Linked DNA regions of Homo sapiens: all the other regions are linked to region 3. The links are chromatin contacts, found by Hi-C or POLR2A ChIA-PET in ENCODE. All regions are on one chromosome and are shown on one strand. The core of a region is the stretch at or near the end of the contact, and the rest is flanking DNA. Distances in the headings are between cores, read along the strand shown.

Region 1 (4,749 bases), core at 1,069-3,568, 120 kb before region 3:
TGGGCCAAGCACTGGTTTTGGAGATCCAGCCTGTGCCCTGTCCTGGCTCTGCTGCAGAGTAGCCTGGGGCAAGTCTGCCGTGGGGAGGATGCCCTCACTGAGTTGATTCTGAGGATTGGGGTCTGAGCTTGGCTCTGTCTCTGTTAAAGGTTTGTTTTTGTTTTGAGACAGGGTCACACTCTGTCGCCTACGCTGGGGTGCAGTGGTGTCATCAGGGCTCACTGCAGCCTCGATCTCCCCAGGTTCAGGTGATCCTCCCACCCCAGCCTCCCTAGCAGCTGGCACTACAGGCGCGTGCCGCCGTGCCCAGCTTATTTTTGTATTTTTTGGAGTAACGGGGTTTCACGATGTTGTCAAGGGCACAGTGGCTCACGCCTCCAATCCCTGCACTTTGGGAGGCCAAGGCAGGAGGATTGCTTGAGGCCAGGAGCTCGAGACCAGCGTGGGCAACATAATGAGCCCCATCTCAGCAAAAATTAAAAATAATATAAATAAAATTATAAATAAACAAGTAAAATGGAAAACCTTTGCTAAAGTTGCAAGAGTATTACAGTGGCCTCGCATTATGCCCTTCGTTGAGATTTTCCCATGGGTAACATTTGCCACATTCGCTTCATCTCTTTCTCACTAATATGTTAAATAAAAACAGTCACGTGAACATTCTTCCATTTTTGCTGAATCATTGGGGAGTAAATTGCAGGCATGATGCCCCTTCACCTCAATCCTTCAGGCCTTTCATAAGAGCAAGGCCAGGCCGGGCGCCGTGGCTCACGCCTGGGATCCCAGCACTTTGGGAGGCCAAGGTGGGCAGATCACGAGGTCAGGAGATCGAGACCATCCTGGCTAACACGGTGAAACCCTGTCTCTACTAAAAAACACAAAAAATTAGCCAGACGTGGTGGCGGGCGCCTGTAGTTCCAGCTACTCGGGAGGCTGAGGCAGGAGAATGGCGTGAACCCGGGGGATGGAGCTTGCAGCGAGCCGCGATCGTGCCACTGCACTCCAGCCTGGGCGACGCAGCGAGACTCCGTCTCGAAAAAAAAAAAAAAAAAGAGCAAGGCCATTCTCTTATATAACCCTAGCACAGTTATCTACCCCAGGACACTGATTTAACATTGACGTGATTCTGTTATCTGTGGATCTTAATGGCATTGCACTGATTGTCTCAGTGTTTACAGCAGCCTTATTTTTCTTTTAGTTCAGGATCGTCATTATGTTTTTAAAAAGGGTTTAAGGGATGTCTCCTTCGCTGATTAAGACATTGCCTGCTCTAGGGGCTTTCAGAGTCTTATTTAATCCTCAGCGTTCATTAAATACATTTTACAATGGGATGTGGCCTGCGTGTGCATGTACACAAACACACACGTCAAACTCAAACCCTGAAATTGAAGTTTCTCAGATCATCCTCGTACTCGCCATCTGCTGTGCTCTGGTCTGCTCTGTCTTCCTTTAGTAAAAAAGATGGCCTTGACCCCTTACATTGATGTCAAGACCCACTGTGGACTCTGCTTTGGAATTAGAAAACCCTGGCTTCCTGGGCAGAAATTTCTAAGGGGGAAGGTTAAGCTCCCACTGGTCCAGGGTTCGGATTGGTTGGAGTGGGGTCCCCTGTGAAGCCGGGACTAGGCAAGCGTTTGTTTGTGGCCCAGAGCTCCTCAACCTGCTGCTGCTAGCAGCTGGACCAAGTCCTTCCTTTTCATCAAGCTCAGCTGGCCTAGGTTGCTTGGTCACAAGCAGCCCCACCCCATGGAGACATATTCTTTGTGCTGTGACATCGGGCAGGGGTGTGTACCCAGCCAGCCACTGGGCAGGCATGGAGGTGACCTACTCGACGTCAGCCTCCACAGGCGTCATCATAATAGTTATAGACGTCAATAATAATGATTGCTACCGCTTCCTGGACTCAGCATGCTCATATACTGCCGAGAGGTTTACTGTGTTAACTCTGTCAACCCAAAGAAGTGGGTGTGCTCTTACTCTTTTTGAAAAAATATGAGAAATTCATTGAGCGCTTATTGCACATCAGGCACTGCTAAACACGTCACAGACTCATGCACAGCCTCCTCAGGAGCCTTGTGAGGTGGGCGCTGATGTCATCCCTATTGTACAGATCAGAAAACTGAGGCTTGGAGAGATGAATTGATTGTTTCCAAGACTACACAGCTGGGAAGGATTTGAACCTGATTGAGCTGACTCTAGCCCACTTCCTCAGGCTGGGAACGGCCTCTGGGCCCAGCCCCTTCCCCTTCCCCCGGGACTTCCTCCTGGTTAATGAGTAGTCAAAGCACCTGGGAAATGAGGCTCCTGCTGCCGTGAGGCTGGAATGTGAGTTCTGCTTCCAGATAGAGTCTTGTGCAAGGGGCCCTGCCTGGGATGGGCTGTTACAGGCAGTAAACAGAGGTTGCCAATGTTCCTCTTTTTGAGGCTTGCTGATGTATTTGCGCTTGGGAGCCCATTTTATAGAAAAGGCTGAGAGGCAGATTTGCCCTCAGACTTATCTGATGCTCCTCCAAGCAGCCCTCTTGGCTTAACACTTTCTGAAAGGGCTCCTCGGCCCCCTGACATGGCAGGGGTGTCTAGAGGAACAGGGTGGAAGAACAGACCTTGTCAGCTCTGAAGTCTGAGCACTGCTAGGTGTGCGCCCTCCTCACTGGGCACGTCACTTGAGGGCTCTGACCTTCAGGTTCTCATCTGAGAAGGGGCATGATGCGGACATGGGAATGTGTGTTAGTTGTTCAGCAGAGCCTGAACTATTAATGGACCAGCCCAAAAAAGTATTGCTGACAGGGGGCAACCCATGTAGTGGAGTCCATGGAGCTGGGGAGTCAGGCAGTCCCTAGTTCAAATCTCTGTTCCAGCCCTGCCGGCTTCGTGACCTGGAGGAGTCACAGAACTACCCTGAGCCTCAGGTAACCCACCCCTGAAATGGAGCAATAGTGGCACCCAGGAGGGTTAGAAAGACGGTGATACTGGGATTTTGGGGTGGGGGTGACCTCATCACTTTGTAAGCACAGTGAGGTTAAGTGTGCAAAAGGCCTAGCACATCAGTGCCAAGCACCCCACATGCAATTTCTCATTTTATCCCCCAAGGTGAGCCCCCCCTAGAGCAACTCCCCACCCCCTCAGCTATGGGGCTGAGTCCAGAAATCAGATTCACCCTCCCGGTGCCTGGGGCAGCTTAAGGAAGAAAGAAGATTCTTAACAGGGAGACCCTCTCTGGGCTTGTGGTGAGATCTCCCACGGGGTGTCTGCCCCCATGCCCCGCACCCATTGTAAACTGGTGCATATAGGAGTGTTGATATAACAGGCCCATGACTTCCAGTGTTGTCAGAAAAGGCCACCTCAGGCCTGTTCAACAGAAGTGCCAACCTCAACATTCGCTTCCTAGAAGGCTCAAGACCGTAATAAAATGATATTTATTATTTACTCTGGTTATAAAAGTCATACATTTTTGAACAGGCACAGTGGCTCACGCCTGTAATCCCAGCAGTTTGGGAGGCTGAGGCGGGTGGATCACTTGAGGTCAGAAGTTCAAGACCAGCCTGGCCAACATGGCAAAACCCCATCTCTACTAAAAATACAAAAATTAGCTGTGCGTGATGGTGCGCACCTGTAGTTCCAGCTACTCTGGAGGCTGAGGCAAGAGAAAACAAGCTGCTGGATTTGGCCCAGTGGCCAGTTTGCTGACCTTGTTGTAAGCCATGATTTGTTTGACTAAAGCAGTGTTTATTTAATTAATCCCATAGTGATGGGAAATTGGCTGGTTACAGTTTCTCTTGTAAACCACTCTGCTTTTTTTTTTTTTTTTTTTGAGACAGAGTCTTGCTCTGTCACCCAGGCTGGAGAGCAGTGGTGTGATCATAGCTCGCTACAGCCTTGACCTTCCAAACTCAAGCCTTCCTCCCACCTCAGCCTCCTGAGTACCTGGGATTACATGCATGCCTCCATGCCTGGCTAATTATTTTTTTTAGAGACTGGGTCTCACTATGTTGCCCAGGCTGGTTTCAAACTTCTGGGCTCAAGTGATCCTTCTGACTTGGCCTTCCAAAGTTCTGGGATTACAGGCATGAGCCACCGCGCCCAGCCTCTATTTTCAATTGTTGTAAAAGACAAATAACTTAAAGCTGACCATCTTAACCCCTTGAAAGTGTACAATTCAGTCATGGTAAGTAGATTTAAAGTGTTGTGCCGCCAATTTCCCGAACTTTTTTGTCTGGCAAAGCTGAAGCCAGTGAACTTCTTTTGAGTGGGCGTCTTTACACGTTGGTCTAAGCAAGAAGTGGGCTTGCTGGTCGAATGGGGTGCACGTGTTTGAGATGCTGCATACGTGTTGATGAATCATTGACCCCGCAGGGGTTGCCCTCATTTTCACTCTGGCCTAATATCAGTGACAGCCCTGGGGCATGGAGATGGAGGGGTGGCACCTCCCTGGGGAGCTCCTGCCTTCGGGACTTTAGGAAACGGGATTTAAAACAATTCATCCCAGAGAAGCAGCCCCCAGTCTGCCAGCCTTTCTCATTTGGGGGAGATGAGAAAAAGCCGGTAAGCAAAAAATAGCTCTGAGTACTGGGCCAGACTCGAGGTTGAAAAACATACTCCATCCTCTAGAGATGTACTGTTAGGACCTGAGCTCAGGGGTCCCGTGAGCCTGAGTGTGAATGTCATTCAGTTTCTACCCTGCTCTGTGACTCTGAGCACATCGTTTAACCTCGCTGTGGGCTTCAGTGTCCTCTGTCAAAACGGGCCTGA
Region 2 (4,654 bases), core at 1,566-4,065, 110 kb after region 3:
GGCTAAAATGGTCTCTTCTGAATCTGGCAGCCACAGGGATCCCATGAAGCCCTAAGTTGGGCCACAGACCTCTTCTGCTCAGTGTCCTCCACGGCTCCCACTTCACACAGAGTAAACGCCAAGTCCCTATAAGTGGCCTGTGAAGCACCAGGAGATGTGGGCGCCCCACTTCCATGTTCTCTGGCCTCCATCCTATCCTGACTCCTTCAGCCATGTGAGCCTGCTGGCCTGGGTGCTGCTGACATCTGGCCATACTCCACCCAGATAGCTCTGCTCCCCAGAGCCCTGCAAGACAAGAAGGTCTTCTCTGTGTGCCTCCCCAAATGTGAGTGCTCTCCTTTTCACTCTTTAGTTCCTGCCTGCGCCCCGCCGTGGTTCCAACCAAAGTTTGTTTCCTCCTTCCTGCTGTGGGGGGTGAGGGTTGCTGCACCCCACTGACTGGCCTCACTGGCAGGAAAGGGCAGCCAGCTCCCCAGCAGCTAGGCCTGGACAGGGCGTGCACACAGAGCAGTTCTGTTCTGTCCCATCTCCACTTCAGGCAGCCCCTCTGGCCCCCCACCACTGTCATTCCTTCATGACCCCTCTGGCAGTCCCTTTCTCAGCCAGTTTATAAACCCCGGCTCTCTGGGACGGGTCTCAGGTCTCCTCTCCCATTAGTACTGAGGGTCTCTGCTGGCCTTTTTCAAGACTGACACGGAGGGCCTGTTCTGGGTTGAACTGCACCCCGCCCTAAAAGAAGATCTGTTGAAGTCCTATCCCTCAGTACCTCAGAATGTGGCCTTATTTGGAAATAGGGTTGTTACAGATGCAATCAGTTAAGATGAGGTCACATTGGAGTACAGTGGGCCCCTAACCTCATATAACCGGTGTCCTTGTAAGAAGACGGCCATGTGAAGACAGGCACAGGGAGAAGGCCACGTGAAGACAGGGCTGGAGGGACACATCTAGAAGCCAAGGAAAGCCAAGGACTGCCACTCACTATCAGGGGCTGGGAGGAGGAAAGGAAGGATTCCCCCTACAGGTTTCAGAGGGAACCTGGCCTTGCGATGCCTTGATTTAGGGCTTCCAGTCTCTGGAACTGTGAGACAATAAATTTCTATTGTTTCAAGCCATCTAGTCTGTGACATTTTGTTATGGTGGCCCTAGGAAACTAACGCAGGGCCAACAAGAAGGGTCGGGGACCTGGGCTGCTTCTAGTTGTGATGTTTCTCTGCTTTCTCTACTTCTTACTGTGGCATTTCTCTGCTTTTCCCTACTTCTTGCTGTGGCTTTTCTCTGCTTTTTCCTACTTCTTGGGTTCAGCTGGGTCACCTTCAAGACTCCCCACCATGACATTGCCAGATCTCTGATTTGAACTCTGTTCCTCATCTTTGGAGCCCCTCACTTGGCTTTAGGAGTTTAGAGAAATGTCCCTCCCGTCCCTCTCTATGAGGCCAACATCTCATAATGTGGACAGCTCCCTCTACCACTTCCCTGCTGCCTCTCTAAATCCAGTGGGGTCGGGTGGATTTGAGCACTATAAAGCATCTTCTCCTGTTCATAGTAAGCCATTGGGTTGAAGCTGGGGGGCAGCACTTGGGCCCCCATTAAGAGTTTGAGGCTGTAGTTTTTAGCAACTCTCATTTTTTTTTTTAGCCATGGCCTCAGGCACCAATTCCCCAGGCTGCAGAAAAAGCCCCATAGGCCATCCTGTTACTCCAGATTTGCAAGCTCGGCTGGGCTCTCCGTGATACCAAATGATGCTTGTCCAGTTCTAGCTTGCATGGTCAGGACTCCTGGCACTCACCTCCTTAGTCATCTCTGCTTGCAATGACCTAAAGACAGGTCCCTCCTGCAGAACTATTCTGGGGTAGCTCCCTAAAATGTCCCCTTTCCCCAACAGAGTTAATCAATGAATGAATGCAAAGCTAACGTAGTCTCAGATCCAGCGAGGGAGGAAGGACAGTGTGGGGATCCCAGAGCTAGGCTGCCTCAACTCAAATCCTGGGACCAAGACTGCCTGTGTGACCATGGACAAGTTATTTACCTTCTCTGGGTCTCAGTTTTCTTCATCTACAAAATGCGAATAATAATAGCATCTGCCCCTGAGGTTGTCGCAGGGATTCAATGAGATAATGCCAATGACGGATGTCATGACTGACGCTAATGAAGCTTAGCTTCTTTGTCATGCAGGGCACGAGTCCAGGTATCTTTATGCCTCATCCTGTGCTGTGCTTAGAAGCTAATTTTCCTAGGTCCAGCCTAATCTTTTTTCACACATTGGACTCAGCTAATTCATTCACTGCTGAGTAATTTGTTAGAGCCAGCGGTGTTGAAGATAGAACAAAGGTTAAGATGCTTCGGGCTGGACACATGGGGGAGAGACACATTTTTAGTTTGAGGAGGCAGAAAACCATTTTCACAAGCTTAACGGAGCCCGGTACTAAATTAAACCTCTTGACTTAATCACTGATTAAAACATTACAATAGCTGCACAGGCTACAGTCGGTGAGTCCAGCCTGTAATCATGTCCTTCTGAGGCTTCATGTTGGAAAATGACGCAGATCATTCAAAATAAGAGCATGGCTTGGTGGCTGTGCTTGGGGGAAATAATTGTCATCTGCTTCAGAAGATTTCCTCTCTCCCCCTTTATTTAAAGCACCTAAAAGACTTCATAGATAATTAAAATCTAGTAAGATATAAGAAGGAAGAAGATAATCAATCTCCCACCCAGTCCCACTCTCTTGGGACTCAACAGGGGTAAGGACAAACCGGAGGTCAAAACACTGCAAAATATGCAGTGTCATAACACAGACTGTTGGTACGCACACGCCTTCTGCTGTGAGAAAACTGGCACTGAGCAGAACTATCCTGCAAGTGATGCAGGCACAGCATTTTCAGTTTGCAAACCATTCTTACACTCTTTATCTCAAACATCCTGTGTGCCCAACTGGGTAAAAGAACCGAGGCTCAGAGGGGAGATGGGAGCTGCCAAACTAACTAAAGGAACGTAGCTGGAACGGAGTGCTAGCGGCCTCGGAGGAAATCCTGTGCTCTTTTCACCAGACTAGGATGTCCCTGCCCTCCCTTTCTTCCAGAACAAACCCAGGTCCATGTATTTAGAGGGTGACTGAGTAAAGAACATACTGGGCTGGGCTTCAACTTTTGTACTTGGTAGAGGAAGGCAATTCCAGATAGACCCAGATGCTTGGAACACATAAACAAAGAGGAGAGAGTTTGAGGAAATGGGGGGATATGTGAAAAATCATTTGTATGACAGGGGAGCATTCTGGTCAATGCAAGATTAAGTTATTTTGTGCTTTTGCAGCCTGCAAAATGAGTGAGCCTGGGAATAAAGGGGACTCACTAGCTTGCTCCTGGTCATTTAAGTGGCTTGGGAGGTGGTTACAATCAGCTGGATGCCACTCTAGGGAGAATTTCTGACAAGGGTGAGGGTGCAAACCTGCATCGCTAAGATGGAGATGACAACCAAGGACCCTGACAGGCATCGTGCAGAGGAAGCTAAATTCTCATGGTCTTCAGGGACATTCACGTGCAACTAGAATTACTTTCTTTCTAGCTTTCCAGGATCAGAACACTCACTGGCTTCATTGCCAGGGTCCAGCTAGGCAAAAAAACCAACATTCATAGTTTAGAAGCTGTGTTTCTTCTATATAAATCCTTTCCTCGCTTTCTGAGATGAAGTCAGTCTATACTGGTTCCACTAGTTACAAGTAAATAACACGCCAATAATTAACTCAATGTCTTTGAGTTATTTTTTAACTGAAGGCTCCTTCACTTGCTAGCTGGGAAATGACCCCTGGCATGCCATTTAAGCAACTGAGCCTCATTTTTTTTCCTTTTAAAAAAAATTATTATTAATACCTTTTAATGTTTCACATTTTCTTTCAGAAGATTTGTAACAAAAACACATGGAATTTAGTATGTGTTTCAGTAAAATGGGTAAATACAGAATCTGAACAAGACAAGTCTATAAGGTATAATCCTTCTTGTGGGGACAGAACATTCCACTCCATTAAGAAAAGAGAATCACAACATTATTAGGCCCGATTATCTCATATTGCTTACTGTTCTAATTTCAGAGACTGGCGGACTTGGAGAAATAAACAAATGAAAATAAATAAATAAGACTGAACACAGTCAACTGCCTCAATTCCCCTCTCCTTTTCCCTTTTCCCATTTTCTCCATAAAGACAGATGAGATGAGGATGTGATGAGTCTCATTTTTCTTCTCTCTAATATGGTGGATAATAGGTCCGCTTCTAGGATTCTTGCAAGGATTATATAATATAATCTATGCAAAGAGTCATACACATGCCCCACATATACTAAATGCCACTGTTACAATCATTATGATCACTTTCGTCTTGCTGCTGTAACAAATTGCCACAAGTTTGGTGGCTTAAAACAACACAAACGTATTCTGGTAGAGTTCTGGAAGTCAGAAGTTTGAGATGAGTGTTACAAGACTAAAATCACCGTGTCAGCAATGCTGCATTCCTTCTGGAGACTCTGGAGGAGGGCTCATTTCTTTGCTTTTTCTAGCGGCCTCCTGCATACCTAGGCATGTGGTCCCACTCTCCCTCTTCAAAGCATCTCTGATCTCTGTCTGACTCTGGCCATCCTGTCTACCCCTTATAAGGATGGTTTTGAT
Region 3 (4,942 bases), core at 2,386-4,885:
GGTCCTGCTCTCCTGCCCTACTCTAAAACCAGCAATGTCAAGGAACGTGACCTCAAAATCAGGGTCACCCACAGAACCATTCAGTTTCCCAATGGCGGCTGCCTGCAGTCACAAGAAGACTGTGTCTAGCTCAGGGAGAGTAGAAGCAGAAGTCCTCACCACAACTGTCAGTCCCCGGTCCCCTGACTTCACCTCCTGATGCTCGCCCTGGCCAGCTCCACTCCAGCACACTGCATTTTCTCACTTAATCCTCATAACCACACTGCCACTTGGGCACTGTTATTCTCCCCATTTTACAGCTGGGAAAACTGAGGCATGGAGATGCTAAGTGACTTGTTCCTGGTTACACAGCCAGAAGTGACAAAGCGGAGATTTGACCCTATGGGCCCACCCCACCTTGGCAACTGCACTCTAAAGGGAGGTGAAGCCTTCCTGGACACATCTGTCCTTTCGACCCAAGGCCCACCAGACTCACATCCCCCTAGGGCCTTTGCATCGGCTGTTCCCTCTGCCCACAAAACTCTTCCCCAGACATCATCAAAACTCCCGTCTCAGCTCCTTCGGGAACTTGTAGAAATGTCACCTCCTCAGGGAGGCCTTCCCCATCCGCCTGTTGGAACTTACACACGCACCCTGTACCTCCACACCTCCTCTCCACTCCCTCCCTGCTTCATGTTCCTCTGGGCAATCAACACCATCTAAATATTTACGACTATTTTTACTGGGATGTCAGCTCCAGGGGGCCGGGCTTCTGTCTGCCTGCTCACTGCTGTGTGCAGCGCACACATTGTCTGGCATGTAGTACATGCTCAGCAAATATTTTTTTAATTCAATTCCCATTTACAGATTAGGAGAATGAGAATCAAAGAGGTGGAATGAGTTTCTCAAGGTCAGAGACTAGGAAGAGACAGAGCCAGGACGCAAACTCAGGCGAAGGATCCCCCATGGCCACAGCCCCTGCTGTGGAGTAGGAGGCCAGGCCTGCCTGAGGAGTCTCAGAGCCAAGGGGTAGGCCTGGTGAGGGCCCCTCGGAGGAGTGGGTAGCCCAGGGCACAGCAGGGGGACCTTCACACATGTACACCCACACCCACTGAGACTTCCCTGCCCCCAGCATGGCAGCAAGTGCCTGCTCAGACCTAGCAGGCCTGGAACAAAGATGTCTTTGTGGCTGCGGAGTCAGAGCAGGCCTCCCGTCCTCAAGGCAGGAGAGTGAACATGGAGAGGGACTTCCTGCCAAAATCTGTGTTCAGGCCTACTGTGTGCCCCAGCCTGGGCCAATGGAGATAGGTCACAGTCCCTTCCTGCCAGAACTCTGGGGTTAGTGACAGGAAAGCAAGACTCCCTGGAGTGAGACGACATGCCCAGGGTGTGGGGCCTGAGAAGGGACCCACCCAGAGTCCATCAGGAGCAGAGAAAGGGCATAGGGCTGCCTGGTCCACAGAGCCCAGCTCCAATCGGGGCACTCACTGACGCACACTGCCAGTGGGCTGACTTCTCAGGGCTGCAGTCTTCTGTGCCAAATGTGGAGGTATATGGCTGTCCTTACCAGCAACAGGGGAGGTCACATGACCAGGCCTGGCCAATCAGAGGCTCAGCGATCCATCAGGGGTGGGCATGTGATACAAGTTGGACCAATGAGAGCCGTTTCTGGGGCATTTGCTGGAACTACTGGAAATAGGCTCTCTTTCCTTAGGGATGACTGAGCTGGTTGACCTTAAGTTTGAAGGTGCCAGGAACTCTCAAGGAGAGGAGAGAGTCTGCCTGGAAATGAAGCTCACTAAAGTGAAGCAGAGCAAGCTACGAAGAGACCCAGAGTCCTAATGATGTTAATTGAGCATCTGGATCCCACTGTGCCTGAAGCTCCATCTTTACACTTTTTGGAAGAAGAGCCTTGGTGCTGATGCAAACTGAAGCAAGTGTGATCATGAGGTTCTGTGACCTGGGGAGGAGACCTAGGGTGGAGGCTACAGTGGTGAGGGTAGAGGTCAAGTAAGTCATCAGAGAGAGAAAATGTCAGAGAGGTCAGGAAGGGCCTTGAATGCAAGGCTTAGGAGCTGAGCAGATTTGTGTTTTGGCAAGCTTCCTCCCATGGCAGCAAAGGGGTGGAGGCCAGGCCAGGGAGGAGACTGGGCAAAGGCCCAGGCAGTTGATGCTGACCCTGGGCCGAGGTGGAGGTCACAGGCCCATGAGGAGGGGGAGACACCTCCCTGGCAGTGCCCCAGGTAAGGTCTCCAGGGCACTGCTGCCTTTGTGGCCCTGACCACAGCAGACCAAGGTGACCCCACTCACCTGGGCCTTGGGTTGAAAGAACAGATGTGTCCAGGCCAAGAAGGCAGAGCCTCCATTTACAGTGCAGTTGCCAAGGATGGGTGGGCCCATCGGGTCAAATCCCAGCTTTGTCACTTCTGGCTATATAACCCTGAACAAGTCACTTAGCAGCTCTCTGCCTCAGTTTCCCCAACTGCAAAATGGAGAGAATAACAGTACCCAAGTGGCAGTGTAGTTATGAGGATTAAATGAGAAAATGCACAGAAAGCTTAGAAAAGAGCCTGGCCCAGAGGAAGCTCTCGACAACAGCCAGCTATTATGATTATGAGTGTTATTTTTCCTGGGTCGCTAAGGCTGGGTCCAGAGGTGACCTGGCTCTGCTCCTTGCCATGGGAAGGGAGGTGGGAATCAAAGTCCACTGGGCCCTCAGAAGCAGGGCTGGGGGCTCTGCAGTAAAAGTCATCGGGGTGTCAATCCCAGCTCGGCCACTGCCCTCCCTGAGCCTTGGTTTCCTCCTCTGTCCACTGGGACCACAGTCCTTGCCCTTGGAGCTGTGGTGCAAAGATATGTCAAGAGCGTGGGAAGAAACCAGTGAGGCAACCCCAGGGCAGTGAATGCAGTATGTTCTGGTCCAGGCCCCAAGCTCCCTCTTTGGAGGAATAGGGTGAGCCCAGGCTGAGGCTGGAGAGACAGATGGAACAATCGTGTCTGCCCCTCCCCTGGGTCCCAGCCTCAGCACACCCAGGAATGTGGCAGCTGTGATCCCCCATCCCACACATTCCCAGAGCCCCAGGGGCTCACCAGTCAGACCCCCAAACCAGAGTTTCTCCTCCTGCCGAGAACCAGTCTCCTGCCCAGCTGTGCCAGCACAGGAACTCCTCACCACCACCTTGCCCATGGGCCTTGGGCTCTCACCCCTCTGGGTCGGACACTCACTCCCACCAGGCAGCTGTGCAGATCCTGAGATTGGGCAAAAGGCTTCGCTCACACCCAGATAGGACCAGCCTTCCCCCTACAAGGCTGAGCACTGCCCTCGGAACCTCCAGACCCGCCTGTTCTGCCTGCCTGTGCTGGACAGCCCTGGGGGAGGCTCAGCCATCCTGCTACAGGACAGTGGCCAGGGTCAGACAGACAGCCCCAGCAAGTGTCCTGCCCCACCCTCCCCAAGCCCTGGGTCTCCAGGGAGTGGCAGTCCCAGGTCTCAGCCATCCAGTCCCCTCTCTCTGGGCAGCAGCTCCAGAGGGATCTATGTGTTCAGCCCCATCACTCTGCCCACAGACCCCCCATTACGTACCCGCCTCTCCAGGGGTCTCCCGGCTGAGCCCACACAGCATGTTCGCTATTGTCTCCCCTGCTGCCCACCAACTCCCTCGGGAGCCACGCTGCTTGGCCCTCCCTCCCCTCCCCAGGGAGGGGCTGTGGGAGGGAAGCTCACAGCTCCCACTGGCTGGGCACCGAGTCCACCCACTGCAGCGGGCGGCTCTCTGCTTAAAGGGGACATGGCTATTGTCAAGGCTGGCTCCAGGACAGGGTCCAACATGCCCCACCCCTGCAGCCTGGGTCTGGACAGGGGGTCTTTGAAGGTGGCATGCCTGGGGCTTCCCCCAGGGCTCTCAGGCAGAGAGAGAGCCTGCTTCTAACTTGCCCTGGGACTTTGGCAAACGACTCTTCCCTCACTAGGCATCAGTTTTTTCATCTGGAGACAGGGAACAGTGCTTTCCAAACTTTTTTTTTTTCTAAACGGCAGATTCCAAGAGAATTTGCACAGAACCCCAGGACATAAGCTAGATGAAGCACAGACTCTTTGACTGCATGAACAATGCCAGGGCGTCTCTGTAGGTCTCAGCTTAGAAACCCTTGAGCTTGGAGACCCTCCAGGGCCCTCCCACCAATGTTCCAACTACCTCTCCTAGGTATCAGTTTTCCCTCGGTAAAATGGGACTTAGGAAAGATGAACCCGGCAGCCTGCCACGTGGAGTGGCCACCCAGCTTTTTGTGAAGACCAAGTGAGCTGGGTGGAGGATCTGCCCGCCTCTGGGCTTGATAGGCAGGGCCAGTTGGTCACAGGCTCCAGCCACACCTGGCAGGCTCTGCCCCGTCCCAGACCCAGCTGGGCCTTAGCCTTGCACACTCCTGGGATTCCTCCACATTGGCTCAGGACTGACCAGGCTGATCTTAATGGACACCTGAGGCTCCTCCTCTACCTGTCTGTGAGAAGGGGTGGCAGGCTGCACCCAATTTCCCCTGCCCTCCATCCCACCAGTGTGTGCTGGCACCAACTGAGGGTCAGACACCAAGAAGGGTGGGGTGATGGTGACAGGGCACTGAATGGTGGATGTCAACAACCTGTACAACTGCACAGTGCGTCTGGCAACAGAGAACCAGACAGACAAGGCCTGGCTCCCATGGAGTTCCTGACCGCGTGGGAACACACGAGCCTCATATTTCTTCCATGTGCCCTGCAGCTAGTGGGAGAGGGCTGCCCGGTAGTTAGGGACCCGAGGTTTCTTGTGGGTTCCCTCCAGAACAGTGACCCCAGCATGGAATTTAGCCACAATTCCTGGGCCGCCCCACACTGGCTCCTGCCAGCCCAACGCTAGTGGCACCTTTAGAATAATCCAGGTTCTAAATCTGGGGCAGGGCTACTTGTGCTTTTGTATCTGCAAACTCAAGA

What was found. A loop is a pair of places that touch in the nucleus more often than their neighbours do. ChIA-PET counts read pairs that join two places held with the same protein, here RNA polymerase II (POLR2A). Pooled maps may share reads with other maps.
Region 1: a map of ovary shows a loop between it and region 3 (2.0-fold over the local background). The contact joins the enhancer-like site here to the promoter of GRIP2 in region 3. A Hi-C loop is called at or near these places in 1 of 168 maps with a recorded cell type or tissue (ovary) and 2 of 50 pooled maps. POLR2A ChIA-PET finds 5 or more read pairs at or near these places in 1 of 52 experiments (BJ).
Region 2: a loop to region 3 is called in a pooled map, with 2.2 times the contacts of the local background. The contact joins the enhancer-like site here to the promoter of GRIP2 in region 3. A Hi-C loop is called at or near these places in 3 of 168 maps with a recorded cell type or tissue (cardiac septum, heart right ventricle and mammary epithelial cell) and 7 of 50 pooled maps. POLR2A ChIA-PET finds 5 or more read pairs at or near these places in 2 of 52 experiments (HEK293 and OCI-LY7).

The regions. Positions count from the first base shown.
Region 1 is chr3:14,416,698-14,421,446 of GRCh38, forward strand. The region is part of intron 2 of SLC6A6 (solute carrier family 6 member 6); the gene reads left to right. Among named protein-coding and RNA genes, the nearest start is that of SLC6A6, 16 kb to the left of the region's middle. RefSeq lists an enhancer at 4,681-4,749. Within about 2 kb of position 2,319, at least 11 of the 41 ENCODE cell types and tissues checked have a DNase peak (open chromatin) inside an H3K27ac peak, as active enhancers do.
Region 2 is chr3:14,645,921-14,650,574 of GRCh38, forward strand. It overlaps LOC124909347 (a long non-coding RNA gene), which reads right to left. Exons shown (of 2, transcript XR_007095826.1): 2 at 1-4,654. Among named protein-coding and RNA genes, the nearest start is that of CCDC174, 3.5 kb to the right of the region's middle. Within about 2 kb of position 2,816, at least 2 of the 41 ENCODE cell types and tissues checked have a DNase peak (open chromatin) inside an H3K27ac peak, as active enhancers do.
Region 3 is chr3:14,536,707-14,541,648 of GRCh38, forward strand. It overlaps GRIP2 (glutamate receptor interacting protein 2), which reads right to left and starts at 3,636. Exons shown (of 24, transcript NM_001080423.4): 1 at 3,563-3,636. The coding sequence starts at 3,602. RefSeq lists an enhancer at 1-408.